Regions from separate parts of the Homo sapiens genome. Here region 2 is linked to region 1. A link is a loop called in an ENCODE intact Hi-C map of the cell type or tissue named here. Cell type or tissue: breast epithelium. All regions are shown on one strand. Each heading gives the region's core, and the rest is flanking DNA. Links, peaks and the distances in the headings are about the cores only.

Evidence for each region. Peaks named below come from ENCODE experiments on the same cell type or tissue, not always from the same donor. Only the 100,000 strongest peaks of a DNase experiment are listed, where the experiment ranks them.
Region 2: it touches region 1 in a loop (3.0-fold over the local background); 3 of 110 quality-filtered maps call a loop at or near these places.

The regions. Positions count from the first base shown.
Region 1 is chr11:12,977,385-12,993,718 of GRCh38, forward strand. LINC00958 (long intergenic non-protein coding RNA 958) reads right to left here and starts at 12,164. Exons shown (of 2, transcript NR_038904.1): 1 at 12,072-12,164; 2 at 2,150-3,615. It overlaps RASSF10-DT (RASSF10 divergent transcript), which reads right to left. Exons shown (of 4, transcript NR_187419.1): 4 at 14,117-16,334. In breast epithelium, for the core only: no CTCF peak of the experiment used is centred there; no DNase peak of the experiment used is centred there.
Region 2 is chr11:13,106,788-13,123,121 of GRCh38, forward strand. It overlaps LOC105376558 (a long non-coding RNA gene), which reads right to left and starts at 6,194. Exons shown (of 3, transcript XR_931043.1): 1 at 5,785-6,194; 2 at 4,992-5,027; 3 at 4,716-4,833. LOC124902635 (a long non-coding RNA gene) reads left to right here and starts at 8,288. Exons shown (of 2, transcript XR_007062599.1): 1 at 8,288-8,733; 2 at 9,052-9,312. RefSeq lists enhancers at 4,443-4,943, 13,813-14,430. In breast epithelium, for the core only: no CTCF peak of the experiment used is centred there; a DNase peak (open chromatin) is centred at 8,264; H3K27ac peaks cover 978 bases.

The DNA.
Region 1 (16,334 bases), core at 4,512-12,511:
AATTGCTTAAGGGTGCATGGTACATAGTGTTTTTTCCCTTTTTGTGTCCCGCATGGAGCTTTATACATAGCATGGCTTGAAAATCTATTGATTTAATTTTGAAACAATATGTCTATAATTACCTTGAATTATGAACAATTAGAGAACACCCATTTCTGCCATACACATTAGTGCCATAAAACACCTGGAAATAATGGGTACATTGCATCCTTTTAAATGCATAACTAGATTTGCAAAAGGAAAAGAAAAAAGGAAGGAAATGCTCCATGTCCACAAATGGAGTGTGAGCTGACATAAGGAGTTGCAAGGAGTATCTGATACTTCGGCTGTCCTTGAGGGCAAGGTTGTCCGTTTGGGGTTTCATTGCTCATTCAGGAACAAGACATCAAACTGAGAAGCCTGCATAAGCCAATACCTTTTAAAGGCACATTTGGGGAAATTCTGCTTAGCTGTAAAGAGCTCTGGGTAGGAAAAAATGTTTTCCTTCTGAGAAATCATAGCAAGCATCCAATCGTAACTAAAGGATTATACCCACAGCAGGTATAATACCATAGGGTTTGAGTTTAAAAAAATTTTTTGGGGGACAGGGTCTCACTCCATTGCCCAGGCTGGAGTGCAGTGGCATGATAAATGCTCACTGCAACCTCCTCCTCCTGGGCTCAAGCAATCCTCCTACCTCAGGCTCCCGAATAGCTGGGACTACAAGCATGTGCCACCATGCCTGGCTAATTTTTGCATTTTTTCTAGAGACAGGGTTTTGCCATGTTGCCCAGGCTGGTGTTGAGCTCCTGGACTCAAGAGATCTGCGCACCTTGGCCTCCCAAGGTGTTGGGATTACAGGAGTGAGCCACCACACCCAGCGAGGTTCTAATTTATACTACTTGAGTGTGGGGGAGGTCATCCCCAATAATTCAACATAAGAAACAACTTGAGCTGATAACAAGGTTGGCAGAAGCAAATGCAAAAACCTTTTTGAAGAGATACTCTTAACCCAAGCTGCACAGAAATTCCATAAACCTCACCGAACATCAATCCACATATGAAACACAGAAACAATCTCACAGGAAACAGCAGACATAAAAAAATAAGCAAAGCAGCAACCACAAAAGCAGCAGAATTACACCCCCAAGTTAGCAATATTTACTGCAGTGGCTGGACCCGGGTCCGTCTTCAAGGAGCATTCAATCAGACTGGGAAACAATTCATTAACAGTCTAAGGCAATAAAGACAAAACCCAATTTAAGAATGGCCTGGGATCCACAAGGTAATTAGAATATGCTGTTCAGCAATCAGCATGTCATTTTCCTTAGAAAACAATGTTTTACCCAGTAGATCACAAAAGCTTTTGGAATTCACAAGTCAGAACCTGTTGAGGACACTGAGGCACAGTTTCCGGCACAAATTTGTGCTCCATAATCACTGGCTAAATGAATTCATAAATGAATGAATGAGGTAGCTAAATCTGACCCAGGTTCCAGTACTGCAGAACACGAGGCCAAGGAGTGAAGAGGAAGGAGGAGAAACAAATATTATTGTATTTCCAAGGCACAAGCCCAGCTGTCTGGAAAGCTTGTAAATAGATACAGTTTGCATCAGACACTCTTCCACCTGCCCACTGTAGATACTGGAGATTATCTCACTGATCCTAAACCCAGGAGTCACTGAGGCTGTCTACACCTAAATGCCCCCTGCTAGGAATGCCCATCTTCTCAGTGCTGGGATCTTAGCTCCATGTTTTTGGAAAGCAGATAGAGTGAGGATCAGGGTAAGATGCAAGATTTGAACAGCCATTTACCCCTCAGAGATGTCTGCAACTCTAACAGTTGCTTGTTTCCCCAAATGAATCTCTAATTCATGTGACAAAGTGAAATAAGTGTATTCCAGCTATGTGGTCATGATGGACTAGGACTGAAAACCTTTGCCCAGGCTCACCTTCCTGAGGTCCATCCTTGGGGTCTTCATTCATTCACTCATTCCTTCAGCAAAGTTTATGGACTGCCTACTTTTGTTTCAGGCTCTGTCTACCTACTTCTGTTTCAGGCCCTGGAGAGGCAGGAGTGAACAAGACACTATAGCCATGCTCCCATGGAGTTTTCATTCTAGGCAAGTGGACAAATAATAATAAAAGAAAACACATGGACAGGATATATACAGAGTGACACATGCTACTTAAAAGAACAACAAAACAGGGAGAAGTGAGAGGCAGCAGCCTTCCCTTCCTCTCACTAAAAAAAAAAATCAAAGCATGGATTCCTTTTTATTGCTCCTCCCGTGTTTTTTGTTTGTTTGCTTGTTTGTTTTTTTTAGATGGAGTTTCGCTCTTGTTGCCCAGGCTGGAGTGCAATGGTGCGATCTTGGCTCGTTGCAACCTCTGCCTCCTGGGTTCAAGCGATTCTGCTGCCTCAGCCTCCGGAGTAGCTGGGATTACAGGTGCGTACCACAACGCCCGGCTAATTTTTTGTATTTTTAGTAGAGATGGGGTTTCACCATGTTGGCCAGGCTGGTCTCGAACTCCTGACCTCAGGTGATCCACCCACCTCAGCCTCGCAAAGTGCTGGGATTACAGGCTTGAGCCACCGTGCCCAGCTGCTCCTCCCATGTTTTTGTCTTCCCTACCACCTCTGATGAACCCACAGTTTTTTTTTTTTTTTGGTTGGTTGTTTGTTTGAAGCTTCTGTTTTTTTTGAGCTTCCTCTCTTGGTAGCTGAGTCTCTCCACTCAGGGGGGAAAGGAGTGAGTATATGGAGATGTCGAAATATTTGTAGAAATGTCTTAACCTGCAATGATAACTGCCATCACACTATCTGATTCCTTAGTGGTTCACTCACACACACTCCAGCAAAGTTGTTTCTCTATGTGAGTTTTAAGGCTCTGCTTATCAGTGGACTCATCTTTGCCTCCCTATTAATTTCAGCATAGAAAAAGAAGTTTTCCCACAGGTAACCTTTGGAAACAAAGGCAGAGCTTGAGCAGTGATCGAGGCAATGATTAAGCAGTCAGAAATAAAACGTGAGCTTGCATTCACCTCTGCCGGTGGCGGCCTGAGCTTCTTCCTGTAGACTGTTGACAAAGAAACTTGAGAAGGCAAAAAAGCCTTTTCAATAGCAAGAGGACACTGTGAAGTGCAGGGAGGACCATATTATGTTGATGATGGATGAGTGGATCCCTCTCCACTGAATGTGCCAGGCTGGAGCCCATCCATTAGAGAGAGCTTAATCTGCCCAGAGATCTCAGCAGCTCCGGCTGCTGAAAGATAAGCCTCCTCTTCCTGCCTCCTCAGAGGGCTGTTCTCCTGAAGAAGCTACCTGGCGTCTGTGTAGTGTTCAGAAACTGCAGGAGTGATTGCTTCTCCTCCTCTCTGGCTGGCAGCCCTTGGGGTGCGAAGCATGAATCCAACCTGGAGCTATCTTGCTGCAAGCTTCCCTGTTGTCCTGGTCACAAGAGTCCTCAGTTGTTCTCAAAATCGTGGAAGAAAAAGTCTTTTATACTTGAAAACTCATAGTGAGGAGAGCTTAAACTTTCTCCCTGTGCAGAAAAGAAAAAAATGCATCCTATTTTTAAATGGGTTTCCTCATAGAATCTTCTGATGTGTTAATTCCAGGTCTTGGTCTACAGCTTGAAAATAAAAATACCAACAAATCAGTGTCCCTTGTGAAGGACTTCTCTCCATCTATGCCATACCTCTGTCTGTCCCTGTCTCTGTCTCTGTTCTCTCTCTCACATGTCTCCTCCCCACCCACCCTGTGTTTTGTTTTGCTTGTTTTGTTTTGAGACAGGGTCTCTGTCACCCAGGTGTTGTGCATTGGCTCTGTCACAGCTCACTGCAGCCTCAACTTCCTGGGCTGAAGTGATCCTCCTGCCTCAGCCTCCCAAGTAGCTGGGACTACAGGTGTGTGCCACCACACTCAGCTAATTTCTTCTATTTATTATTATTATTTTTTTTGTAAAGACGGGGTCTCACTATGTTGCCTAAGCTGGTTTCAAACTCCTGGGCTCAAGCAATCCTCCCATCTCGGCCTCCCAAAGCGCTGGAACTACAGGCCTGAGCCACTGTGCCTGGCCTCCTCTCTGTGTTGAACTCACTGTATTTCTGCCCATTCAATTCCATGTATTGTCCCCCTCCTCTCTGCTCCCCCCATCCCTGCCCACACTTTCAACATCTCCCACTAGTGCCATCAGCCTCCTAACAAGCATTCATCTCTGTGCTTTTATATGTGTTTTTTTTAAAGTCTATCCTCCTCACTGTCTTGGCTTATTATTATGTTGGTCAGCAGCTCCTTATTACCTACAGTACAGGGTCCAAACATCTTAACATGACATAAGCAACACCTATCTACTCGTTTCTTTCTGCTTCCTGCACATACTCTTCTCACAGCTGAAGCATTCTATTTAAAGGATCTCAAATGCTGAAGTGCAGTCTCCAGTTGTTGCACATGCTATGTCCTTTGCTCTTCTTTCTAGGTGAGCTTCCATTCAACCTTCAAGGCCCAGATTAGAAACTTTGGAACTTTGAGAAACACATTAGGCTTCTGATTGTGTTGCTATTGTAATATTGTATTGCTTATCTATTTCAACATAATGAATTGCATACAAATTTAGTGGCTTAAAACAACAAACATTTATTAGCTCACAGTTTCTGTAGTCAGGAATCTGGGAGTGGTTTAGCTGGTGGTTCTGGCTTACAGTATCCCATGAGGTTGTAAGTGGAATAACAGCAGGAACTGCAGTCATCCAAAGGCTTGACTGGTACTAGAGGATCCACTTCCAAGCTCACTAATGTGGCTTAGCAAGAGACCTCAGTTCCTTGCTTGGCTGTTGACTGGAAGCCTCAGTTCCCTACCAATTGGGACTTTTCTCATGACAGGGCAGTCATCTTCCCCAGAGAGAGTGACCCAAGAGAGAGAGGCAGGAACCACCATGTCTTTCAGGACCTAGATTTGGAAGTGCCATGTCGTCACTTTTACCATATTCGATTGGTCCAACAAACAATGGGGTAGGAGACCACACAGTGTGAATACCAGGAGGCCAGGATCATCACTCAAAATTCATAAGACCCAGGCTTAAATTTTGGTTCCACCACTTATTTGCTGGCTGACCATAGGTAAGTTATTTAACCTCTCTGAGCCCTGATTTCCACATCTGTAAAATCTGAATGATAGGATTGACCTGACAGGGTTGACGTTGAACCTAAAAAGGTGATTTACCTTAAGCACTTGGCATGTAGTGAGCATTTAATAAATGTTAGCAATTATTATGTTGATAACAGTTCACAGACTCCCTGGGCCAGTAGCCCCAGGGGTACTCCTATACAGTCCTGTAATGCTCTTATCTTACATTACTCTCCACCTGGGTACTTACTCTTAGATTCAGAAGTGTTTAGACCTTCAAATATAGGGCCTCTATGTCCATGTCTTTCATGAACTGTTTTTCTTTGCACAATCTCAGGCTTCTCTAACAATATTAAGCTTCAATCCCATTCCTTCAGATCCCAAAGATGTGAATGAGATTGTATTTGCATCCTTAAATTAAAACTCCAAGTTTAGCTTGTTTGTTAACTCCATCCCACATGTGGTCATCTGCTTCAGACCTTGGGGCCTCATCCCCATTGGAATTGTTTTTGTGTCATTTTCGTTCATCAGCTGTGAGTGGTTGCTCCTTGTTAGGGCCTAGGCTCGGTGCCAGGGTTGCCAAGATAAAGAAGACAGGAACATAGCCCTTTAGAACCTTAGTGTTGTTTCATATCATCATTTTTCTATTTTCTCTGGATGTCTTTCTTCTCAATCTTGCTTGAAATGCAGTTTTATTACTAACAACCACCAATTCTTGAGCACTAGCTTCATGTCAGAGTATGTTCATGTCATCCCTCTGCCATTCCTGCAAAGTGGGTATTACCGTTCTCCCCATCCCTTCTCCATCTTGGAAACAGAAGGCTCCTCATTTATTACAGAGGTTTCTGACTCTGGATCTTGAGCCCTTTCCAAAATGACAAGTTGCCAATGTAAATATTTTTTAAATTTAGTTTTATCCCTAGAATGTGATCACCCTACTGCAGATTGGCACATCACTCGCAGTAATGTCCCTGGTCCCTGGGAGACATGCACGCCAGTCTGCCGGTGTTTGTCCAAAGGGTGACAGGGCCCCTTCAGATCTTTGGTTTCCACAGTAACTATGCAGCCAGCCATTCACTCCCGGCTCCAGTCCACTTTCCAACAGAGAAGAAATGAGCATATTAATTGAAACCCTAACCCCTTCAGTTTTCTACTTAGGACTTCAAAGTTACCAGAAAGTCCGCCCAGATCTCATTTGCCCGAATAATTCTTTCGCAGGGTGGTCCCCACCCCCACCCATGTCCACTCCCTGCCTTCCTTTGCTCTACTCTGTGCTCTGGGAGCCTGGCCCCTCTGAAGCATCACCACAGCTTTTTTGCCCTCTGGTTCCCTTTGGGTTCAGACAAAGGGAGGCACTGGCTAGAGATCAAAGGGCAGCAGGAGAAGGAGACTGAAGTATTTCTTCTTTCCTGATTCCTCTCTACTTCCGCACCATGTTTCAGGCGATAGTTGTGTCCCTGGTGGCCATAGCTCCTGCCAGGGTGGGTAGGAGGGAGGTACCTCCTCTGAGTCTCTAGCTCTTACTTGGCCCAGAAACAATCTTTCTTCCCCTTGTCCTTTCATGCCTAGGGGTGCTAATGCCTTCCAGATGATGCAAATTATGCCCTATACTAGGCTATTGTCTCAGTTCCATGAAATTGCAAAATACATTATTGACTGTCATGGTTTTCTCCACACTACTTCTGATCAAGGAATATGTTTCATAGCAAAATAAGTGAGGCAATGGGTCTTACCTACACCCATGGGATCTGCTATCTTAATCTTGTAAGAAGCAGTGGGCCAGACAGAATGGTGGAATGGAACAGCCTGCTGAAGACCTATTCGTGGCACCAGCTGAGAGACAACACTGTGAAAATTTAGGGTGCTGTTTTACAGGATGCAGTATATACTTTGAATCAGCATACGATATATGTTACTGTTGTACCCATAGACAAAATACAGAGGTCAAAGTATCAAGGGGTAAAAGCAGAAATGGCTCCTCTCACTTATTGACGTAATAACATACTTATAGAACTTTGTTCTGATGTCTTGGTGGTCTGAGTACCCAAAGGAAGAATGCTTCCACCAGGGGACACAACCCATTCAATTGAAACATTATGGGCTCCTCAGGCCACTAAATTAAAAGGCAAAGAAGGAAGTTATTCTACCTGCTGGGGTGGTTAGTTTTGATTACCAAGGAGAAATTGGATTGCTGCCATACAAGGAGGGCATGGAGGACTGTCTGGAACCCAGGGGATGCTTAGGGATGCCTATTAGTACCTCCAGGTCCAATAGTAATACTTAATGGAAAAATAGGCAGAACCTGAAAGACCCCAACCCTTTAGAAGTGAAAGCAATGATCATTCTGCCAGGTAAAGAACCCACATCAGCTGATGTCCTGGCAGAGGACAAAGGAAGGAAATGTGGAAAGAGTAGTGGAGGAAAGAAGTTATAAATATCAACTTTGCTGGTGATCAGTTAAAGAAACAAGGACTGTTAAAAACTATGCATGGTTTTTTCCTTACGTGTTATTTACACATGTATTATTACACACATACTCATGTCTTCTCTCTATTTCTTCCTCCTTATGATTTATAATTTATTTACGTATTGGTGGTGGTTAACTTAACTTTAACATATAGTCTTTAGTAGAGTGAAACACCAAAAGCCAAATGAAGAAAGTACGGAGGAAGATGGGAATGATCAACTGTGTTAAAAGTGCTTTCTTCATTTCCACAACTGCTAAGGGGCTCAAGAATCCCCTTACCTGGGAAGCTCCTTTGACATCCTTTGACCAGCAATTTTACTAGCCAGCAAAAGCTACCATTGACTGAGGACTTTCTTAAGTACTTCACAGGCATACTATCATTCAGCAGAACACTCTTTAATTTATCTGTGGGATAGGAATTGTGACTCCAATTTGCACATTCAAGAGCTGAGGTTTACAATATTGAAGACGCACACTCAAGTTTACTATCTGTGGAGCTATTTGATCTAAACCAGGTCTGTATGAGCCAATGTCCTGTTTTTCATTGCCTCATACTTGATTTGTTTCTTATTTTTCACTAAGGTAAATACTACTGATACAAACATCTTATACAAAATTAAAATTTAGCCTCTAGATCACAGAACGTTCAGATGGGACTGTAACTAAATGATCAGGCGAGACTGATATTCATGTCACCCAGAGACAGATACTGTGACTGTCATCTGGAAATGAACACAATTACTTTTGGGATTTTGTGTCTTTTTGTCTTTTTTTCTCTGGGAGAGGTAAGAGTACATTTGTACAAAGGCTAGTTGCATGTTATTAGGCAGAGACGTAAAACCATATTGTTGTATGGAAGTTCAAGTGTGTATAGAAGGGTGTATATGAGTAATGAGGGGCCAAAGGGGTGGACTGGACCAGATGGTCAGTTATGATTTCTCAGCTGCAAGCCCATCCTTCTATGCTCTGTGTTTTGATGCTGGGGCTGGGACTCTATAATCACATCACTCCTTTACCAGCTGGTTCTGTGAATAGGCGCACTAAAGGAAAGGTAGATGGGAGGAAGAGGAAGAGACTTACTTCTTCCAATTTTGGCATGCTGCTCCTGTCAGCATCCTCTAAGCAATAGTTTGTCTCCCTGGTAGTGGTAATTGGTTCCAAGGCAGTTTACGATATGGAAGCAGGCTGCCATCATAGCAAGCAAGTGAGAGAGAAACAGAGGGTGAGGAAGATGGAAGCCAGATTCATTTGCAATCTAATCTCAGAATTGACACCCCATCACTTTTGTTATATTCTACTCCATGCACAAGAGGATTATATGATGGCATGACTGCCAGGAGGCAGAGATTATTGGGAGCTGTCGTAGAGGTCTTCTACCATGTGATGTTAAGTCGGTGTCCCTGACGAATCAATGCATTCTGTTAGATTCTGTTCATATGTTAGTTGGTTTCTGTTTCTGTTTCTTTACTGGATTCGTATACGGTAGTCTGTTGGTGTTTGCTCCCTTTACCCTGCTTTGTAAATACAGTCAAGTCACCATATAACGATGTTTCAGTCAACGACAGACCACATATTCAACAGTGGTCCCATAAGATTATAATACCATTTTTTCTATGATGTTTTTGTATGTTTAGATACACAAATACTTACCATTGTGTTACATCTACCCTACCTGCAGTATTCAATACAGTAACATGCAGTACAGCTTTGCAGCCTAGCAGCAATAGGCTATACCATATGGTCTAGGTGTGTAGTAGGCTATACCATCTAGGTTTGTGTAAGTACACTATATGATGTTTGCACAACAATGATGAAGTTGCCTAATGAAGCATTTCTCAGAACATATCCCTGTCATTAAGGCACACGTGACTGTAATTCCTCCATTAAGAACTTTAAAATTTGAAATGACTGGGATGAATTATTTTAGCTCCTGGGCTGCAGACTGATGACTGAGTGGATAAACTCAGTGGGCTGGTACTGATCTGGGGGTTGCATGGATCCTCTGTACTTGGAAGCAGAAGACCAAGGCTAGCTTAGCTTTGCCACTCACTCGTTCTATGCCCTTGGATGATTCACTTAACCATCTTAAACCCTAGGGTCCTCATCTGGAAACTGGGGAGAATAAAGCCTCACTTTCAGGGTTATGGTGAAGATTAAGTGAAAATTCAAGTGCCTGGAAGAGTGTCGAGCACACAGTTAGCTCTCAAGAAATGGTTGCTATTATTGGTAGAAAATGTATCCTAATGTTCAATCAACCTGATTAAAAATGTCTACTTTGTCTGGGCACGGTGGCTCACGCCTGTAATCCCAGCACTTTGAGAGGCCAAGGCAGGTGGATCGCCTGAGGTCAGGAGTTCGAGACCAGCCTGGCCAACATGGTGAAACCCCGTCTCTACTAAAAATACAAAAATTAGCTGGGCATGGCGGCAGGTGCCTGTAATCTCAGCTACTCAAGACGCTGAGGCAGGAGAATTGCTTGAACTCGGGAGGTGGAGGTTGCAGTGAGCCGAGATCACGCCATTGCACTCCAGACTGGGTGACAGGAGCGAGACTTCGTCTCAAAAAAAAAGTCTATTTCACAGGGTTGTGGGGATTAAATTAGATGATGGGTGCAAAGTGCCTAGTACTGTGGTTAATGGTTGACAAGTGCCCAATAAGTATTAGTATTAAATTGCTTTTTAAAAATTTCAAATAAAATTTGTTTGTAGGCTAGAAAGTACAAGTACACTATATTAAAAAATATTTCTGTTAAAAAGGAATTAACTTGGTATCAAAATTAGGCAAGAACCCATTTTATTTATAACTACATTTAAAATTCTAAAACTGGTCGGGCACAGTGGTTCACACTTGTAATCCCAGCACTTTGGGAGACTGAGGTGGGTAGATCACTAGAGATCAGGAGTTCAAGACCAGCCTGGCCAACATAGTGAAACCCCGTCTCTACTAAAAATACAAAAAATTAGCCGGGCGTGGTGGTGTGCGCCTGTAATCTCAGCTCTTGTGATGCTGAGGCAGGAGAATCGCTTGCACCCAGGAGATGGAGGTTGCAGTGAGCCAAGATCGCACTACTGCACTCCAGCCTGGGTGACAAAGTGAGACTCTGTCAATAAATAAATAAAATTCTAAAACAAAGAGAATCCAATAATCAATTATCTCTCTCCCCCTCTCTCTCCATATGTATCATAACTAACAGATTTATTCCAATAATTCTCATCAAAATTTTTCTTTTGAGATGGTGTCACTCTGTTACCCAGGCTAGAGTGCAGTGGTATGAACATAGTTCACTACAGCCTCAACCTCCTGGCCTCAAGAGATCCTCTTGGCTCAGCCTCCCATGTAGCTGGGACCACAGGTGTGCACCATCACACCTGGCTAATTTTAAAAAAGTTTTTATAGAGATGAGGTTTCACTGTATTGCCCAGGCTGGTCTCGAACTCCTTACCTCAAGCAATCCTCCCTCAGCCTCCCAAAGTGCTGGGATTACAGGCATGAGGCACTGCATCTGGCCTAAAATAAACAAACAAACAAACAAACAGTGATTGATTTAGTAAACATTATCTTTTTCTCTGGAAAACTGAGTTACATGGATTTCACAAGGTTACTGACTTTCAATGTATGGCTAAAATTGGTGGTAGATTAATTTATGGACATGCTAGTAACAAAATAGAATTTAATAATCTGTTTCATCCTCTAAGTATTTCTGACATTTTGTTGTTGTTGCTCATTAGTCCCTGGCTACAAATAACCACAAACTCCCTAGTTAAGATGATGTCAGGACTCTCAGACTAGGGAAAAAAGCCACATTCTGGTTGTAAATGAAAATTTAACGGAGAATAAGATATTTGAAAGAGAAAATCATTGTTTTGAGAAAGGAACAAAGAAGCCAGACAAGGTATAAACTTTACCAAATGTTCAAAAAATTCATTTAATATCGGGCTTTATAATTCATGAAGTTTCTTTTCTTTTGGCTGCCAACTTATCTAATTACAATTCTAGATTGACAGCAAAAATATTTAATATTCTCTGAGGAAATACCCAACTCAGGTGAGACAAGGACAGAGCAATGAAATGGAAGAAAACTGTGAGAAACCAGGGAGACTGTATTAGTCCGTTTTCACACTGCTATAAAGGACTACCTGAGGGCCAGGCATGTTGGCTCACGCCTGTAATCTCAGTACTTTGGGAGGCCGAGGCGGGTGGACCAGCTGAGATCAGGAGTTGGAGACGAGCCTGGCCAACCTGGTGAAATCCCATCTCTACTAAAAATACAAAAATTAGCTGGGCATAGTGTCGGGCGCCTGTAATCCCAGCTACTCGGGAGGCTGAGGCAGGAGAATCACTTGAACTCGGGAGGCGGCGGTTGCACTGAGCCGGGATCACGCCATTGCACTCCAGCCTGGGAAACAGATGAGACTCCGTCTCCAAAAAAAAAAAAAAAAAAAAAGAACTACCCGAGACGGAGTAGTTTATAAAGAAAGGAGGTTTAATTAACTCACCGTTCCGCATGGCTGGGGAGGCCTCAGGAAACTGCAGAGGGTGAGAGGGAAGCAAGCAGTTTCTTCACAATGCAGCAGGAGAGAGAGAGAGAGTGAGGTAGGAAGTGCCACACTTTTAAGCCGTCAGATCTCGTGAGAACTCACTCATCATCACGAGAACAGCATGGGGCAAACCGCACCACGATTGAGTCACCTCCCACCAGGTCCCTCCCTAACATGTGGGGATTATAATTCAAGATAACATTTGGGTAGGGACGCAGAGCCAAACCATATCAGAGACAATCCACGAGGGCCATGAGGTCGGCTCAGCCCTGATGTACTCTGGAAATCCTGGAATCAATGTGCCCATAGAGGGATGTGTGACAGGGAGGAGGGATCCTAGAGGGTCATGATATGACCTGGAGGCAATGAGATCAAATTCCTGGTCCTGCTAAGCCCCCAAATCGTAAGAGTTTACATGCTTTCAGGTATTTCTGGACTGTGCTTTTTAACGTCTCAAAACCTTTTTACATACATCACCTCATTTGAGCCTGATACAGACTAGTGAGCTAGGTGAGGGCTGGTTCTTCTCTATCTAGGTGAGGAAAGTGACAATCGGGAAGAGAAAGGACAAAAACCACTGCATGTTAATGGAAATAAATGACAAGGAGAAACAAAACAAAGGCAAGGACTCCATGGTGATGAAAGAAAGGCACATTGCCCAGGAAGGGAAGTGGAGGCCATGGCCCCACTTCTGCTCCTGACCCCAACCAGGAGACCACCAAGTTGAACCCAAGGGTGTGGCTGAAGATGTGCCTGGTCTTCTAAGATGTTTGCTGTCCAACTGCTGGTGTTGAACCTCCACTCCTCCTAGTTCCTTAATCATGTAGATAAGTCTATTTACATCCTCCACTAATACCAACTTTTACAGTGGAACGGGGTAAAGCCCTAAAAAGTATTTGTTACTGTAATGTACCATATAGTGGTAATTATTATTATAAGAAAGTAACTTGTAAACTGCCAAGTGCTATACAAATGTCCATTATCATTATTATGATGATGATTAGATAATGATCATGTTGGTTTTTCTCCAACCCAAGGAGTGCTCATTCAGTCCCATCTTTTCTTCTTCAATTTCAGTAGCTTCCCTATCCAAAGCCAAACAAATTTTAGTGTTCTTAATACCCTCAGTATGGTAGCTTGTTAATGTCTCTTAAAAGCTCAAATAATTTATGCTTACTTTTTAAACTTTCTTCTTATAACACAGCTTCCCCTCCCTTCCCTCCCTGTCCCCCAAAGCCAGAAACTCTAGTGGGCTAGAGAAATCTCCAACTGGCAGAGCTTTTAGAAATAGAGTTAGGCGACGGGGTGTGGTGGCTCACGCCTGTAATCCCAGCACTGTGGGGGGCCAAACCGGGGGGGGGCGGGTGTGGATCACTTGAGGTCAGGAGTTCAAGACTAGCCTGGCCAACATCGTGAAACCCTGTCTCTACTAAAAATATAAAAATTAGCCGGGTGTGGTGGTGTGTACCTGTAGTTCCAGCTACTCAGGAGGCTGAGGCAGGAGAATCGCTTGAACCCGGGAAGCGGCGGTTGCAGTGAGCCGAGATTGCACCGCTGCACTCCAGCCTAGGCGACAGAATGAGACTTCGTCTCAAAAAAAAAAAAAAAAATAGAAACAGAGTTAGCCTCACAGAGTCACAGAAGTGGAAGGACATGGAAGTGAACAGATGACAGTACTCAGACCCACAGTGATCACAGTGGTCACTTCCCCAGGATCACAGTGGGGCAGCTGCAGTCATGAGTGAAAGTCAGCACTTCCAGCACCCGGCCTAGCGCTCTTTGCACTGAGCAGGGCTCTCTGATGTGATTTTCCTTTGCCTCCAATGTCAAAATCCCAGGCTTCTGAGATTTTATTCTTGTTCATAGTTTCCCCAGTATGGTTCCACATAGGGGGTTGATCATAATCCTGAAAGACCCATCCCAAATATTGAAATCCTGAAAGATCAAAATCCCAAAAATATAATTCTGGAAAAAATAAGAAGAAATTATCTTTAAAACATTTATTTACATTTTTAAGGGAGATTTATTTGAGAACCATATAAAAACTGACAGAGCACTTCAGAGGCCAATTTACACAATAAAATTGGCAATAATAACATATATATCTTTGCAAACATAAGCACTCAGCTATTCTAACAACAGTCACATGATTACAACAATTACAAGCAGATGAACTGTATTCATAAGGCAATATGCCAAAAACAAAGTGTATAAACATGTATCATGATGGTTGGTAGTTGTGTGTACCTAGCTTTATAACTCCAGTCATCCGAAATACTGTGATGGACAACCTGTCTTTTGACAAGATCAATCAAAAACCTCTATAGGTCACCACTGCATATGCAGTGGCCCAAAAAGGCAAGATCTCAAGAAATTTTGGTCTTTCACAAATGCAGATACACAAAAAGGAAATCTGTTCATTTATTGAGGAAGTTTCAATGTTTTTATATTGAGAACCACAGCAGACAATGGTGTTACTCTCTGAGGCCAAAAGCCTCAGGACCCAGATGGCCGCTGCTGTTAAGTACTGGAGTGCAAAGGCTGGTGAGCCTGGAGTTCTGATGTCCAAGGCAGCAGAAGAAAAGTCTGTCCCAGCTCTCAGAGAGAGACCAGTTGGCCTTCTATATTTGTTATCTCCAGATTGTTGGCCAATTGAATGGTGTCCACCAATATCAAGGGCAGATCTTCCTCACCGAGTCTACTCAGTCCTCTGGAAACACCCTCACACACACCCAAAATAATGCTTTACCAGGGTTTCAGGCATTCCTTAATCAGTCAAGTTGACATCTCAAATTAAGTCAATAAATCCATCCCTGTCAACTTGGCACTATATGCATCTCCTTAAACCATACTTAATTTCCAAATAAAGACCACAACAAGGTAACAGTTTCACCTAACATGATGCAACTATCCTATGATTGTGATTTTCAGGATTTTAGATGTTAAGGATTTAGTCTTTAGAAATTTTGATCTTTCAGGATTTCAACCTCGGGGATGATGGCATTCAGGAATGTGTCTTTTGGGATCATAATCCAAACTCTCTATAAGTGTGTTTCCCAGTGGCCCTTCTTGGGACACTCTCATGGATAGAAGTCACCTGGGAATCTGCCAGGCCTTAAGAACAGGGGCTAGTGAGAAACCAAGGATGCACACAGTATGAATGAATAATCCTAAAATGTCTCTCTTGAGGTTGTTGGAAATGTCATAGTCTAGCCATGGAATCCTGAAAATTTGCCTGCTTTGAGTTATGTCTAGAGTGGACAGTCTCAACTGCAGTGATATTCTCAGAGCCACTTGGAGGTCTTTTTGAAAATACTGATTCCAGGGCCTCACTCTGAACTGCCTGAATCCAAAGCTCTGGGGGAGAAACCCTGGCAGTGGTAGGGTTGAAAAGCTCCCAGGTGATTCTAGGGTGCAGCCAGGGCTGAGAATTGGAGCTTCAGAATCTAGAGATCATATTAAGTTCTCTACAGAGATCTGGTGTCTTTGATCTGTTAATTTCAAAGTCTACAAATCCACTGCTATTCATTCTTGGGAATGACCTCCTTTTCTTAAGCTCAAATAAACCCACAGTCTGCTCCAATGGAAGAGTTTCACCTGCTCAGCCTGCCAGGTCCACCCTCAGCATCCATCCCTTAGACAGATGCCCTTTGTCTCCTGGTGAAGCCCATCATTCATATGCTGGCTTCCCCCCAGCCCCAAATACCCCATCTCTAAATGAACCCCAAATGTGCCTCCTTGGTTTCTACACTAAAAGAGTCCTCACTAGACAACTGAATATGGTAGATGTTCATCAGATGAGGACATGAGACAAATACACCTCACATCTACTGAATCCTTAATTTGCCCCAATTTCCATTGAACTGTTTATTCATTCATTCATTACGTATTTAAGGAACACCTTTTGTAACCAGATTCAGCTTCTTCCCTTCTGAATATCTTGAATAATCCCACATGAGGACCAATATCTTTGCAACCATCAGACAAGTCACCATGCAACTTCTGGTACTGTCTAACATCCAGCTAAGGATTATGCCTGATGAACACATCTGCAAAGCAGCAGCTTTCCATGCCTGCTAACTTGCTACCCTCTCTCCTTTCCTGGTGTCTCTCTCTTCAGAGAGAGAACACTGATGATTTCTCACTGCTTGTTTATGCTTTGACAGAAAGCCCTCGTGATACCTAGAAAGCCTAGATACTAGCAAGTGAACTGGTTCTTCC
Region 2 (16,334 bases), core at 3,902-11,901, 130 kb after region 1:
AGCTATGTGACCTTGGGCAAATAACTTAAGTCAAATTCAGTACTGAGTCAATTTCAGTATTATGTGAAAAATAAATGGAAATCTCTAGGCATGTACCTAGTACCTCTAGAGTACTCTTTGTTATAGATGTAGGTATCACTGATGTTGGCATCTCTTTTCTTATCCCTTCCCCTCACTAATCTGGGAGATCCCTGAGTGCAGCAGAGACTACATCTTACTCATATTTTACCCTCATTTTCTGCCACAGTACTTGCTGCACAGTAGCTGCTCAATCGATGTTTGTTGAATGAGTTCATATGAGCACTTACAATGTTACTTCTGAGCCCAGTAAAATTCCTTAATTTAGATTCACTGCCTACCCCTGAGATAGCACAGAAAAGAAACAAATTTGACAAAGACATTGTTCCTGCCCTCAAGGGGCAGAGATAATTTAAATCAAAGAAAAACTTTAGGTTCTTCAAGGCGCTGTCCTGTATGTTGTTCTCTGCCCACCTCATCTCTTCTCTTTCCTTTCCACACTGTGGTTATCTCATTCATTCACAAGACTTAAATCTATAGTTGATGATTTTCCAATGTATGTCTCCCACAGTGACCTCTCTCTGATCTAGATCAATATATCCAGCTGCCTACTTGACATTGCAAGTAGATTGACATTATCTACTTGCAATCTAATGTCTTAAATTGCACCTTGGACATTTCCACCTAGACTTGCTACTCCTCCAGCATGGCTTTTCTCACTGGGAGGCAGGTTCATCCACCAGATGAATGGTCCAAGCCATTCATCTGGGAGTAATCTTTAACACCTACCTCTCCCTCATGTCTACATCCGATAAAATTTCAGGCTCCCAAAGTAGATCTAGATCTAGGTTCCCTCCTCTTCTCCCGACTCCCACTGCCACCACCATCTCTCATGTGGAGATCATATGACCTCCTCTTGGTAGCCCCATTTTTACTTTTGCTTCTCTTTTTAGATAGTAGCCATAGAAGTATTTAAAACCATTATTCAGACCATAGTACTGATTTAAAAGCCTTTAATGATTTATCTTACAGTTGGGAAGAAATTCGAAATGCTTACCACGACCTGCTGGCCCCATGTGATTGGACTTCCTGCCACTCTCTTGCCTCCTCGCACTCCACTCTGCTTCTTCACTGTTTCAGCTATGCTAGCCTCCTTGTAGTTCTTCAGACACCCCATCCTCCTCTGGCCTTGTGGGTTTTGCATCCCCTGTTTTTCAGAGAAGGCCCTTGGCCCATCTCTTCTCTTAGGTAACTGACAACTCACTGATCCATTAAGCCTCAGCTGAAATGTTCATTCCTCTGGAAGGCCTTTCCTGGTCTCCCTTTCTAAACTAGATCCTTCTTTAAAGTACACATTCGAATTTTTTTATCCCTTGTTCCTTTATCGTACTTATAATTTGTATATGTATATGTTTTTGTGCAACTATTTTGTTTAGCATCTCTGCCCTCATTCTTACCCCAACATGTGCACACACATACACACCCAACTCTGTTGTTTACCATTGCATCTCCAGAGCCTAGCATAGAGCTTGGTCCATAGAACACAGTAGGTCTTTGTTGAATTAATATGTTCAAGGCTGTGAGGAAGAGACAAACATGGGCTGGGAGAGTTCAAAGGAGTTGAACCACCTCTGAATGGTGGTTCAGGCAAGGCTTCAAGGAAGATAAAGCATTTGGTGAAAGATTTGAAAATTGGGTGGAATGAAAAAGGCAGAGGGGAGTGGCACTGAAGGAGTGGGTGGAGGGAGGGGCTTTCCAGGTAGCTGGACAACCTGGCTGGAGAAAGCTGGGTGGTGTCTGAGAAACGATGAGTAACCGGGGTGTCTGGAATACAGGGCTTGTGGAGGGAAGAGGGCCAGAAAGGGCCTTACAAAAAGTAGCTTTTGGACCTATTCTTGAATCTCCAGGAGGTGATGATAGCAGGAGGAAGCAGACAAATCCCTAGGCAGATATTTCCCCAGTGAAACCTGACCTCCAAAACAAAGACAGTTTAAAGCTTGAAAGCCAAGCTACTAGTCTCAGATAAATCCACAGACCAGAAAAGAACCTCTCTTCCCATTTGGCACACTTTCCTCTGATTGATTCCCACCCATCACCTATTTTACAAGTACCTATCTTTCCCTAATTGGTTTTTTACACTGTTGTGCCCATCTTTGGGTGGTGCCTTAGTTTTAGCCTTTTTTGCATACTCACAAACCATTCAGCACGCACACCTGCATTCTGAGCCCATAAAAGCCCTGGACTCAGCCACACTTCAGGGGAACCACTCACCTTTGGGTTGGGGAGACTACCCACCTAGAGTCCCCTTTCTGCTAACAGCTGTTCTGTCACTCAATAAAACTCTTCTCCACCCTTCTCACTCTCTGGTTGTCCAAATAATCTCATTCTTCTTGGATATGGTACAAGAACTTGGGACCTGCTGGATGGCAGGTGCCAAAGGAGCTGCTGTAACACTGTAGCCATCCACCAACACTAGGCAGCCACCCTCAGCAATGGGAAGCAGCAGGAGGGCTGGAGCCATGGGGTACCTCCTGCGGTGAGCCCAGATCTGAGTGGGGCCCAGGCAGGGACAATGCAGGCTGCAGAGGTCTCTGTCTGGTGAAGCAGCACCAAGAAAAAAAAAAATCCTGCATCAGTGATAGATGGCCAAGAGGCTTCCCTGAACAAAGTGACTTTTCTCTTCCTGGAGTGTAGGTACCTGGTATATTTCACAAGCATATGTTTCCTTTAATAAGCTCCCACCCATGAGTTAGGGGACAATACACCCAATACTTTTCAACCTCTTCTGCCTCCTGTCCCACCCCTGCCCCAGGCACCTGGCTGGAAGGCTTGAGCCATTCCTATTAGGATTGGAAATGGAATGCTTCTGCTTCTGTCATGTCAATGGTTTAGTCTAGTTCCACATTAGAAAACTTGGGAATGTGGACAATTTATAGGGAAAAAGAAATTAGGACAGAATTCAAATAATTCCTCCATAGGCATTTGACTCATACTTGAATCATGTCCAGGTGTGGACCCTTTTGACTCACTGAGGCCACTAAAAAAATTCTTTCAGCTACACACATGACTTTCTGAGCCTGTGACCCTCTGTTGGAAACACATACAGGCTCCTCTATTCAATAGATTACAGTTTTAGCCTGGCATGGTGGCTCAAACCTATAATCCTAGCACTTTGGGAGGCCGAGGCAGGCAGATCACTTGAGATCAGGAGTTCGAGACCAGCCTGGCCAACATAGTGCAACCCCATCTCTACTAAAAATACAAAAATTAGCTGGGCATGGTGGCACACACCTGTAATCCCAGCTACTCAGGAGGCTGAGACAGGAGAATCGCTTGAACCTGGGAGGCAGACGTTGCAGTGAACTGAGATCATGCTATTGCACTCCAGTCTGGGCAACAGAGCAAGACTCCATATCTCAAAAAACAAAATAAATAAATAAATAGATTACAGTTTTAAAGGGAGTGCTTATCATCCACTCTGTCAGGTGCTTTCCATGAGTTACTTCATTAGTCCTCATACCCACCTCATACTCACTCATCAGGGAAGCAATCAGATTCATCTTCTAGATAAGAAAACTGAAGCTCAAAGAGATTAAGTAATTTGCCCAAGAGGTGAAGGCTGCTTTTGCATTGAGGTCTGTCTGGCCTAAAGCCTATACTTTCAGCAATTCTGCTATGTGACTTTTTCAAAGACAAGATATAGTGACTGGGTTTGGGGGAGCCATTAAGATCACTTAAAAAAAAAGCTTTACTTTAAAATAATTACAAATTCACAGAAAGTTGCAAAAAAAAAAAAAAAGTAGCCTTCATTCAATATCCCCAGTAGTAACATATTGCATAACTACAGCACAGCATCAAAACTAGGGAACTGACATTGGTACAATCCAGAGTTTATTTAGATTTCGCCAGTTTTACTATGAGAGTATTAGGGTTACTTTTAAAGTCAAATGAAGTTGGGAAGGGGCGGGACAAGAATTCACCTTTTGCAAGGTCCTTTGGAGTCCCGACTGCCCTAAATACTTTCACCCAAAGTCCTGGGTTACTTGAAACAGCAGCTCTGAAGAAGGAATGAATCAACAGATATAGAAATGTCCATTTTTGCTGTCATAGGTCGCAGGAAATGCTATATTCTCAAGGGAACTCATAGACTTTGTGTTTTTTAAATAGAGAGTGACCTGGTGAGAGTGCCTGAGTCTGCTTGTCTGGAGGCCTCTCAAATCCCTTGGGGCTACCTGAGGCCTGGCTCAGCCAAAATGCCTCTCTGCCCCCATTGTCTGTCTCCTGGCAGCTGGAGATAAGCGATAAGCCTGAGAGATGAAGCAGGATTGGAGTCTGAATCACTGCTTACCCATCAGGAGGTTTGAGGCTGTGAACCTGTCTGAATCACTGGCAGCCAACCAGGACAGTTTTATCTGGAAAAACTCTCCCCAGGACAGCCCCAGCCTGACTGAGGGAACAATGGCGGGAAATGGAGGCTCAGGCTTGGGTGTTAGGGCCCTGCCACCCACACTGCTTTGCACTGTTATTCCTGGCCAACGCAGAGATTTGCTGTCGCTCAGAGAGACACTGTGGGAAGAAGTGCAAATGAGGCTTGGAAATTAAAAGGAAGTGGTATGATGACAAAGAAAGTGATAGGAGATTGTTTTCCCAGCTTTAGAGATTTAATTATGAAAGATTCTGAGAACAGCCTCCCTGGATGTATAATGGTTGTTATCCCAGTAACTATGACAGTTCCTTGACCACCAGGCCAAATGTTGAAGCCACTTGGGGCTTAATTTTCTTGCCAAGATATTTCACTTCTGGATTTTAGAGATCCTGAAACACATGAGAAATTAGACCTTACAGTTAAGTAGACAAACATACATCACCCTTTGGTGTGGTCTTGGTCTTTGGCCCCTTTCCTTCTGTCATGTAAATCTAGTTACTCATCTTTAACCCTGGGACAGTGGGTGGGGGCAGAAAAAGTGTGATACCTTTCCTTCCCATAGTCAGGGCCATGGCCGATGCTCCTACAACAAAAAACGGGTTAACAAGAGAAAAGCGTGACAGATTTGCTTAATCAAAGTTTTATGTGATACAAGAGGATTCAGAAATGAAGACCCAAAGGCACCGTACTTTGGGGTATCGTGTTCTGAGCCCCGACAGTAGGCAATCTGCTTAGATTGACAGTTTGTTCTTAGTGTGCTCAGATTGGTTTCTAGAAATGACTGGTTGTTTTACCAAATGCTCAAAAGCTCTCAGTTATGGTTGTGTTCCCCCAAAATTCATAGTTGAAGCCCTAAGGTGCAGTGCCTTAGAATGCGACCTTATTTGGAAATAGGGTCAGTGCAGATGTAAGCACTCAAGATCAAGTCGTACTGGAGTAGGGTGGACCCCAATCCAATATGACTAGTATCTTTAGAAAAAGAGGGAATTTGGACACAAACACACACACACACACAAACAGACAGTGTTATGTGAAGATGAAGGCTGAGTGCACGGTGATGCTTCTACAAGCCAAAGAATGTCAAAGACTGCCAGAAAACCACCAGAAGCTAGGAGAGGGGCAACCCTGCTGACACCTTGATCTCAGACTTCTTGACTCCAGAACTGTGAGACAATAAACTTCTGTTGTTGAAACCACCGAGCTTGGTATTTTGTTAGGGACTTAATAGAATATCTTAAAATTTTTGTTTCAGAATCTTTCTCAGAATTGATTGCAAGACCACTGGTCTACTCTCTGTGAAACCCACCTCCTTTTCACTTTTAATATTAAATGGATCTTACCATATTTATCATCCCAAGATTTTTCTTTTCTCAATAATTCCTATAAGCAAGATCAAAACAACAAAAAATCAGTAAAATGTTTGCAAGCAATTGTGCTCAAATTAGTGCCAATTTCCTCTTTCTGAAAAACAAAAGCAAAAACAAAACAGAACTAAAGCCTGGCTGCACCCAACCTTTCTGACTGGCTCTTAGTTCAAATGGATGAGTAAATTGATGATGGCAAAATACTACCATGTTTTCAGCAGACATATTGCACCTGAACTGGGGATAAATGGCTTCTTTTTCTCAGAACTCGGGTGCATGCACAAGGAGGAGTCACACTAGAAACACTGCAGAACAACTGTTGCTGGCAGAAAGAGGACCTGAGAAAATGAAAGAAGCTAAGCCGGATGTGGTGGCTCACATCTGTAATCCCAGCACTTTGGGAGGCCGAGGTGGATAGATCACTTGAAGTCTGGATTTCGAGACCTGCCTGGCCAACATGGTGAAACTCCGTCTCTGCTAAAAATACAAAAATTAGCTGGGTGTGGTGGCACATGCCTGTAATCCCAGCTACTCAGGAGGCTGAGGCAGGAGAACTGCTTGAACCTGGGAGGCAGAGGTTGCAGTGAGCTGAGATCGTGCAATTGTACTCCAGCCTGGGCAAAGAGAGCGAAACTCCGTCTCAAAAAAACAAAAGACAATGAAAGAAGCTGTGTAAATAGGACCCGCAGCCCTGTTGGAGGGAGGGACCCTCTTGATGAATCTAACACAACAGCGCACTTCAGACAGAGACAACTGGGACACTGGGCTCCAGGGAGGCTTAGCAGAAATCTCTGTGACCCATGGGTCACTGGGACCTGGTGCACATGTCTCCCAGTCACAGGGACCTGGAACTTCTGCCCCAGCTCCAAACCCTACTTGCTCTGGAGTACTGGCTACTATAGACATAGGTCAATTAATCTTGATGACACAGTTTCAGAAGCCTCAGAATGTCTTCTCCTGTTTTGAGGTCCCCTTGGGGCCTCCTGTCGGAGTGTAGGCTAGAGCTTGGGCAGTTGGCTGCAAGGCTCAACAGAAGGGAAGGGAAGCGTTCATCAGGTTTCCCTCATCCCTTGCTTGGTCTTTGCAAGAGCCTCTGCCTTCCCTGCCTAAAAGTGGTTTTGTTCTAGGTGGGAGGAGAGAGAGGGTACGAGGTGTGGAGTATAGGCAGGGCAGTTTGCCGGGAGTCTGGGCCTGTATATTCCTACAAGCAGTACCAGGTTTAAAAGATCTGAGTGGGGTCCGGGCGCGGTGGCTCACGCCTGTAATCCCAGCACTTTGGGAGGCCGAGGCGGGCGGATCACGAGGTCAGGAGATCGAGACCATCCCGGCTAAAACGGTGAAACCCCATCTCTACTAAAAATACAAAAAATTAGCCGGGCGTAGTGGCGGGCGCCTGTAGTCCCAGCTACTTGGGAGGCTGAGGCAGGAGAATGGCGTGAACCCGGGAGGCGGAGCTTGCAGTGAGCCGAGATCCCGCCACTGCACTCCAGCCTGGGCGACAGAGCGAGACTCCGTCTCAAAAAAAAAAAAAAAAAAAAAAAGATCTGAGTGGGTTCTTCGAGGAACCAGCCAGAATTGGGCAGCTTCTGGTCCACACTGCAGCTGCCTCGACCCAACTTATCCATACTCTAACCCTCAGCTGACGCATTCTCTAAAGGGTACCCAGAAGGTAGGGAGGAAGAAGCAGATGGGGAGTGTCTGGGGAGCTGCCTGAGGATCCCAGATGCCAGGCACTCACCAAGTGGGGGACTGAGCTCCTTAAATGATGCCACCCCTTTGGGCCATAAATCCACTCACTGATCAAACAGGGCCCACCTTGGGGACATTCAGAAGCCCTTCTCTGTTTTCTTTCCCACCCTCATCACCTCCCCCAGAGTCACCTCAGTCTTCTGCTCCCCCTCTATTGTGCCTGGCCCCAGCTCTGTTTCAGGAAGGCATAGATTGTATCTACAGTTCCTGGGACCTCTAAGAAGAGGCTCTGGTCTTTCATAGTCTTCAGAATATGACATCCTAAAAACAAACCTTTCTCTTGCTAATATCAACTACTTCCTAGCTCAACTTGGATGACTTGTCTTGCCGACAAAGCCTGTTTGTTTAAGCAGCCACAAAAAAACCCAGGAAGAGGTGAGAAGAAAACTGTCCTGCCACAGCAGCATAGCAGAGAAGAAACCATCTGAGTCCAGCTGCACTCTAGGGTGAAGGGGAGAACCTTGCCAGAGGGTCAGGGTGCACACTCTCGCTGAACTTTCCTGGAAGGGGACACAAAGAGTTAAAGAAATGCATTTAAATGAGCACTGTAGCTTGAAACCAAAGCTCCCAGGCCTCTTTCAGAACCTGGAGCCAGGGAAGTGTCTATTGTCAACAAATGCCACCACCGGACCAATAGCAAGCCAGAGTGTGGCTCTGAGAGAGGGGCCTCTGGGTGTCACCAGGCAACAGGCACAAAGGAACCTGGATCAACTGCCCAGCAGATGATGACACTGCTCCACAGCTCCACCCACTGTCCCCCAGCAGCTTCTGCTCCAGCACAGCCAGGTGGGAGAACAACACGCTCCAGATACTCCCAAGATCAAATGACCATCAGTCTTGGGCTGTGGGGGGAAAGCAGGTGGTACAGAAAAGGCTTTATTTGGAAACTTTATTACAGTTTTTTGAAAAGGCTGGGCAGACGGCAAAGGTGAAGATTTGTAAGTAAAAAAGGAAGTGTTGCTGCAAACTAAAGCAAGACGCATATGTCTTTCTTCTGTTCATGTTCTTATAAGTCAAGAGATGGGCACAACCTGGTGGCTTTCCCTAGATGCTGAGTGAGAAGCTCTGGGCAAATTTTCTAAATTACACTGAAGGAGACTGTAAAGTGAAACCTAAGGATGCTTGTTTCTCATTGCCACAAAGTACACTCCCTTCAGGTCACAGAGCCAGAGGAGGGTAAGCAATCACCCATGCAAAGCCTTCTTATCTCAAACTAATGAAAAGTTGAAGAAATCCTTTCATTCCATCAGGCAGTTTTTCACTGAACCTTTACAGCAACGGCAGGGCCTGGGCTAGGTTCTGGGGCTGCAGAGATGAATTGCTCCCTTTCCCCTCAGGAGGTCTGGCCATTCCCAAATGTTCACTGTCTTATCCACCCTATAAGCCAAAGACTCTCAAGTTTATATTCCCAGCCCATTCCATACCCTCCTTTTCCAAAACACCAACCCAATGTATCAAATACTTTTCTATATATCTTCTCATGGGTTTCCACAGGCTCGCCAAGCTCAACATGCCCCAAGCTCAAGGATTCATCTCTCTATCGGCAAACCTGTTCTACTGCATGAGCTTTCCTCTGTGGGGGTCTTAGGGAATAACAGTACCTTTCCCCATTTTGTGGGTTGAATTGAAAGCTAAGAGAGAGGCCTGAAACAGATCCTTCCTTAGTGCCTTCAGAAGGTGCATGACTCTGCTGACACCTTGATTTTAAACTTCTGGCCTCCAGAACTGTGAAACAATAAATGACTGTTGTTCTAAGCCACGAGTGTGGTGTACTTTGTTATGACAGCCCTTGGAAACTAACACACTCCCATTAAACATTGTTCAAGAAAGGAGCCTGAGAGCTTCCACCCAGTCTTCCCCTCCATTGCCACCTCTATCCTTCACCTGCAGCCATAACCAATAAGCCACCAAACCCATCCATTTTACCTGCAGGATACCACTGCCAGTACCCATTTATCTTCATTCCCGCTGTACCCCTATGGAGCAGACCACCATCCCTTCTCATCAGTCTTTCCTAACTGCTGTCCCTGCCTCCAGTAATATCTCCTGCTTGTCTGTTCTTTGAGTTGCAGCCAGAATTATCTTTCAATGTGCGAATCTGAGATGCCATTTCCCTGCTTAAAACTTTTCAGAGGCTCCTCATTGCTCCTAGGAGGAAGTTTAGACTTCTCAAAGGGCTCAAAAGATGCAGAATAATGCAGTCCTTGGTCTCCTCTCTGCCCTCATCTCTTGCCAGACTCTTGACAGTATTATTCTCTGGTAATACTGGGCATCTCTCTCTCCTAAATGTAATGATATGTGAGGAATGTTTTCTCTTGCCACCAGCATTCCCATATGCCGTTCCTTCTGCCTGGGGCGTATTTCCCTGCACTCTTCATCTTCAGAACTGCTACTTCTCACAGTGCTTTGCAATTGCCTCTTGATCTGTTGGCATCCCACCCCAGATCCCAGCTCCTAGGGGAGAGAAGTCTTGTCTATCTTGCTCATGGGGGTATTTGCAGTGCCCAGCACAGTGTCTGGGATAGAATAGGTACCCAAGAATCATTTGTTGATGAACTGACTGATTGACTGACTGACTGAAATATGACTCCTGCCCCCAATGGGTTCAGCCCAGAGAGTAGACAGTAGTGTGGCAAAGCAGTTCAACAGCGCAGAAATAGGACTCAGATTCAGCTTGAGAACATTTCACATAGTTGACGAGCCTTCAAGTTGGGCCTTAAAAATGTGTAAGTGTAATAGGTTCATTGCCTGATGTGCATGGCAAGTCAATACACTGAGACCCTGGGTTGCAGCAGATAAAGAGGTTTACTTGTGAGGCTGCTGGACAAGATGATGGGAAGAAACCTCACATCTGCCTCCTTGAGGAGTTTGGGGCTAGGGTTTTTAAGAGTTTTGGAGTGGGCCGAAGTGTGGTGATTGTTGATCGGTAAGATTGCAGGCTGAAATCATGGAACAAGGAGATAAAGAAACCATATTCTCAGGCTGTTTTTATTCTTCTTTGGGGTCTTTAAACTGGATGATGTCAGCTGTTTCGCTGGAATTCCGGATGTGAAAAACATCTTAAGCAATTCCCAAATAAAAGCCTTAAGATACTAATATCAGAAACCCTATTTTTAGGAACAATAGGAATGCAAATGGTGAGTATCTAGTGTTATCTGGCTTTCAGCTATAAGGAAGTGTGTCAAAGTGCAGCATGATTAATGCTTAATTGTAACTATATTCTGTCCAGTTCTTGTTCATCCTGTGAGGACAGTTTCAGGTGAACAGGAATTGGCCAGAATAGAAAGGGAGCAGGGTGGAGAAGGCCATTTTACGCAAAGAAGATGCTGTGGATAAAGAAACATGTACGTTTGGGGGAATGGTGGGAATATTTTGTGTGCCTAGAGTATGGTCTGCAGAAATTGAGCTAATGTAGCCTGGGATTGAAATGTGAATCCTCCAAGGATTTTTTTTTTTTTTTTCATAAAAACCTCAATTACTTTCCCTCAACGTGAAACAGCATAAAGCAAGTTAGTGATTCCTTTTTATAATCAGGAGAGTGAAGACACACACTGAGTAGAAGCGTTGTTCTGTGATTGTTAGTCTTTTAAGACATAAGAATAATTTGTCTATATCCCCTGCGTAAAATTATTGCTTATCCTTGAGGGCAAGAATTAAACCACCCATTTGCCTTCTCTTTCTGAAGAAAACAAATTTGATTCCTTAACTGTGTTCTTACCAAATCCATTCCCTCACTCTGAAAACTTAATTCCCTGAGATCATTTTAATCTCTCTCTCTCTCTGTCTCTCTCTGTCTCTCTCTCTCTCTTCCTCACCCTGAACCCTATGGTCCAATTGCATGAACCAGAACTGAAGAGGAAACATAAAAGCAAGTGAGTCTTTCCTAAGATTGGTGAGGAGGACCTGTGGGCAGGCAGAGCAGGAAGAGTGATCTATCCCATAGGAATGTCTGCCAAGGTCCAGCAAACCTCGAGAGGAATCCAGGGGCACAGAAGTCACCACGTTGGTTGGAGGCAGGAGAGAACATCATTGGTCAGACAGCTCATCCATCTTGCACAGCAACAGTTAGTCTCAAAAGCCCTCAGAGGAGATAGGCATAGCCACTCCTGGAGGACTGCCGACTTATGTGGTGTGAAGCCTAAGGAGGGTGCACTGCTAAGAAAAGCCTGCACCACGCACCACCCTTGCGTCTATAGTCTGGAGGTGGTTTTGTGGTCAGAACATGGGTGGGCAGGAGCCTAAGCACAGGCACACATGCAACTTAAGCCTGAGGGCCAGCAGCAGCCCAGAGCCACGAAGTCACCCTTTGTGGTATAGGAGTGAGATTCACTCAGAATCAGCATGTTGGTAATGTTGTTGCAGCTCAATCTCACACAAAAGAAATGTTGTGCAAGCCAGCAGGAACAATCAGATTGCCAGGTCACTTTCCTGGAAAGGGGGCATCTGGTTGACTCCACGCATGGGGTAGTGGGTCAGAGAGTGACCCTGAGGGACGAAGCAAGGACAGGGCCCACACAGGTCCCATCTGGGATCACAGCTCTCCACTTAGGTAGCACTGCCAGCTCTGTCTGTTCCAAGCACCAGAAAGGCACTTAGAACATTTTGAGAAAGTGACTCTAATGTGTGTTTGTGGTGACCAGGGGTGGAGGGGCGGGGAGTTCTTCCATAGGTGGACCATAACTTGGAACCTAGGTACAAGGCAATATCACTTCCCGGCAGCAAAGGGCTGGGATGGAGAGCATATGGGGCAGAATCTGTTGAGCAGACCAGAATCAGGGAGAGACCAACTCTGGGGCAGGGCAGGACTTGGAAGAATAAATTGAAGATTAGGGTTATATATGTGTCTATTTCCTGCCCTACGCTGTGAGCTATAAATGGAGAGATCATGCCTTATGTCTTCTCTTAACCCTTTATGTCTTAACAATGCCTGTCTCCATGTGCATGCTGATAAATGAAAGGATAAAAAGATAAATGCCTGAAAAGTCCTGACTTTGCCTATTGAGATTGGCTCAGAATTTGGGACAGGCTTGATTGACCCTGCAGTTAGAACCATCAGCAGAACAACCTGCAAAAGGTAGAGAAAGTAGAAAGAGGAGGCAGATCTGAGAATAAATGTCCCCTTCTCCCACACCCCAGAAACATCTGATCACAGGTTTCACTCCCTCAGTGGTTGTGACTCAGTGTTGCCCTCCTGCCACCACCCTATTTTCTCAATAACAACAGCATTGCTCAGGGGCGACTCTGCCTCCCATCAGGACACAAAAGCTCCTATGTTTCCCATTGCACCCCATCACTGTCACAGCAAGTCACTGATGAACTGTGGAACAATCCAATGGGTCACTCTTGCTTTTTAAAATGGTTCCCTAGCCAGGCGTGGTGGCAGGCCCCTGTAATCCCAGCTACTTGGGAGGCTGAGGCAGGAGAATTGCTTGAACACGGAAGGCAGAGGTTGCAGTGAGCCAAGATCGCGCCACTGCACTCCAATCTGGGTGAAAGAGTGAGACTCCGTCTAAATAAATAAACAAATAAAATTAAAAATAAAAAAATAAATAAAATGGTTCCCAAGTGGGTCCTCCAACCAGCAATAGTAAATTCATCACCCATGTTGAGCCACTCCTGGGATCTATCAATTGCTGTTTGCAGTTACTCAAAATCTCTAGGTTCAAATAATTAACAGCTCCCTTGGAATGCTTACTTTTGCAAAATACTGCATGCTCATTTGAGCATAAAGAGGCTCCCTAGAGGAATATCAAAACTGCTTTTGAAAACTGGATAATTTATGGGTATGTTCATACCCTTCATTAAGCTCTAGGTGACAGCTTGATATGCAATTAACAAAGCAAAGCAAAACCTGGCCTCTGATCTGTTAAAAAGCATGCTGAACAGGCCTATCTCATGGATGGTGACTCTCAGCTGAGAGTGGTTTTTGGGAGGAGAGTGTCATTGGAGAGGAGATGCAGTAAATATGAAGGCAGCTGCTACCAGCTCTGTTGGGAAAATGAGATTTAAAGCCCAAAGCTGGTGTCAGGCTGGGGTGGATATCAGACACTATAGCTGGTTTTCGGGGGAAGCTAATGCCTTACTCTATGAAGTCCTTCTCTGAGTTGTAGGGTTATAGGATTCCTGCTGTGACTGTACCCACCCAGTTTAGTAGTGCCTGCAGGCAGACCTCAGGACAAACTAGCCATAAAGTACTCCCCCGTAGCAGTACTTTGGCCAGTAATCAGCTCTACTTTTATATCAAAATTCCAAACAGTTCTAAAGCTGGGTAGTCCCTGCCATGTTCCTCCAGGCTTCTTTTTACATGTAGAAACGTCTGTGTGTCAACTCCCTCACCCAAAGATAATAAGACTCCCTGGAAATAATATTAATAGTAACAGCTAACATTAATCCTGCTCTCAATAAGTATCAGAAACTATAGTAAGTTGAAACTACACCAAGAAGCTACACTAAATATTTCTGTAATTATAACTTACTCAGCATGTGCCTAGTTCTTTTGGCGGTGCATTACACCATTATTACTCATTCAATCTTTACGTTAAGCCTGTAAGCTAATTCCATTGTTATGCCTATTTTTTTGATGAAGACTCTGAGTCACAAAGAGGTTAAGTGATTGCTTCGGACACATAGCTAATGAGTGGTGGAACCAGGATTTGAACCCCCACAGTAAAACATGTTTTGTAGGGCCTTTAACACTATTCCACATTTTCCTAGTCTTTGCATTCATTGTATCACATATTCTGAACTCTGCCTAATTTTTAGCTCTGTCTTGAACCATCCTCTGCCCTAATCTCTGCATTCTAGCTGTACTGGCTTTTTTATTTCCCAAACCTGCCAGGCTTCCCCCACCATAGGACCTTTTATATACTATATGAGACAGGGATTTAATTTCTTTCTTTTGCATGTGGATATCCATTCATTCAAGCACTATGTGTTGAAAACACTATTCTTCCCTCCACTGCATTATCTTGGTATTCTTCCCAAAAATCAACTGGCCATAAATGTGAAGACTTACTATATTTCTGGACTCTTAATTCTATTCCATTGGTCTATATGTCTATCCTTATGCCAAAATCACACTAACTCAATTACTGTAGCTTTGTGGTAAGTTTAAAATTGGGAAGTATGAGTCTTCCAACTTTGTTCTTCTTTTTCAAGATTGCTTTGTTTATTCTGGAAACTTTGAATTTCCGTAGGGATTTTAGGATTAGCTTATGAATTTCTGTAAATAAGCCAGCTAGAATTTTGATAGAGATTGTGTCCAATCTGTAAATTAATTTGGGGAGTAATATCATTCCAACTTTAAGTCTTCCAATCCATGAACATGAGATGTCTTCTCATTTATTTCAGTCCTCTTTAATTTCTTTCAATAATCTTTAAAGTTTCCAGAGTATATGTTTTATTTATTATTATTGTTATTTTGAGATGGAGTTTCACTCTTCTTGCCCAGGCTGGAGTGCAGTGACGTGATCTCGGCTCACTGCCACCTCTGCCGCCAGGGCTCACGCAATTCTCCTGCCTCAGCCTCCCGAGTATCTGGGATCACAGGCACACATCTCTGCACCCAGAAAAATTTTTTGGTATTTTTAGTAGAGACAGGGTTTCACCACATTGGCCAGGATAGTCTTGAACTCCTGACCTCAGGTGATCCACCCGCCTTGGCCTCCCAAAGTGCTGGGATTATAGGCATGAGCCACCATGCCCAGCCCAGAATATATGTTTTAGACTTCTTTTTCAAAACTTTTCCCAAAGTATGTTATTGTTTTTAATGTTATTATAAGTAGAATTATTTTCTTTATTTTGTTTTCAGATTGCCTATTGTAAGTGTGCAAAAATACAATTGATTGTTGTACATTGATCTGGTATCCTGAAACCTTGCTGAACTTGTTTATTAGTTCTGATAGAGTCTTAGCGAATTCCTTTGGATTTTCTACAAGATCATGCCACCTGCAAATAGAGATAGTTTTACTACTTTTTTCCCCACATGAATGCCTTTTATTTCATTTTCTTGCTATCTCAGGCTGAAAGCACTGTTGTTACACAGAAGTGATGAGAACACTGTTCTTGGTCTTGTTCCTGATCTCAGGGGAAAGCATTCAGTCTTTCACCACAAAGTATAATGCTAGTTGTGAGGTTTTCATGGGTGCCCTTATCAGGTGAGAAAGTTTCTTTCTATTCGTAATTCATTCTTATTATGATGACAGGATGAATTTGTCAAATGCTTTTTCTGCATCTATTTAGATGATCATGTGTGTTTTGTTCTTTATTCTATTGATATCATACTACATTAATTGGCTTTCAGATGTTAAATTTTGCCTTCCTGGGATAAATTTCATTTTGTCATGTTGTATAGTTATTTTTATATGTTGCTAGATTTGGTTTGCAGTATTTTGTTGAGGACTGGCTCTTTTGTTCTTGTTTTTGCTTCTTCTGCCTGGCCTATGTGTTCTTTGTGTGATATGTCTTCTTCAGAACAGTAAGAATCCAAAGACTGAGGTCATAGCTGGGTTGAGAAGCCAGGCAGGTTGGTAGTTGTCAGGAGCACAGCGTATAAGAGGTACTGGAGTAAATACAAAATACAATAGCAGTTAACTCAGATTTCTACAGACTGCTTCTTACCTCAGTTGTTCTCAGATTGTAGTGTGCAAAAAAAAAAATCACCTGTAATACCTATTAAAATAGTGATTCTTGGTCCAACCCCCAGTTTCCAATTCAGGAGGTCTGAATGGAACGCAATATTTGCATTTCTAATAAACTTACAGGTGATGCCAATGTTG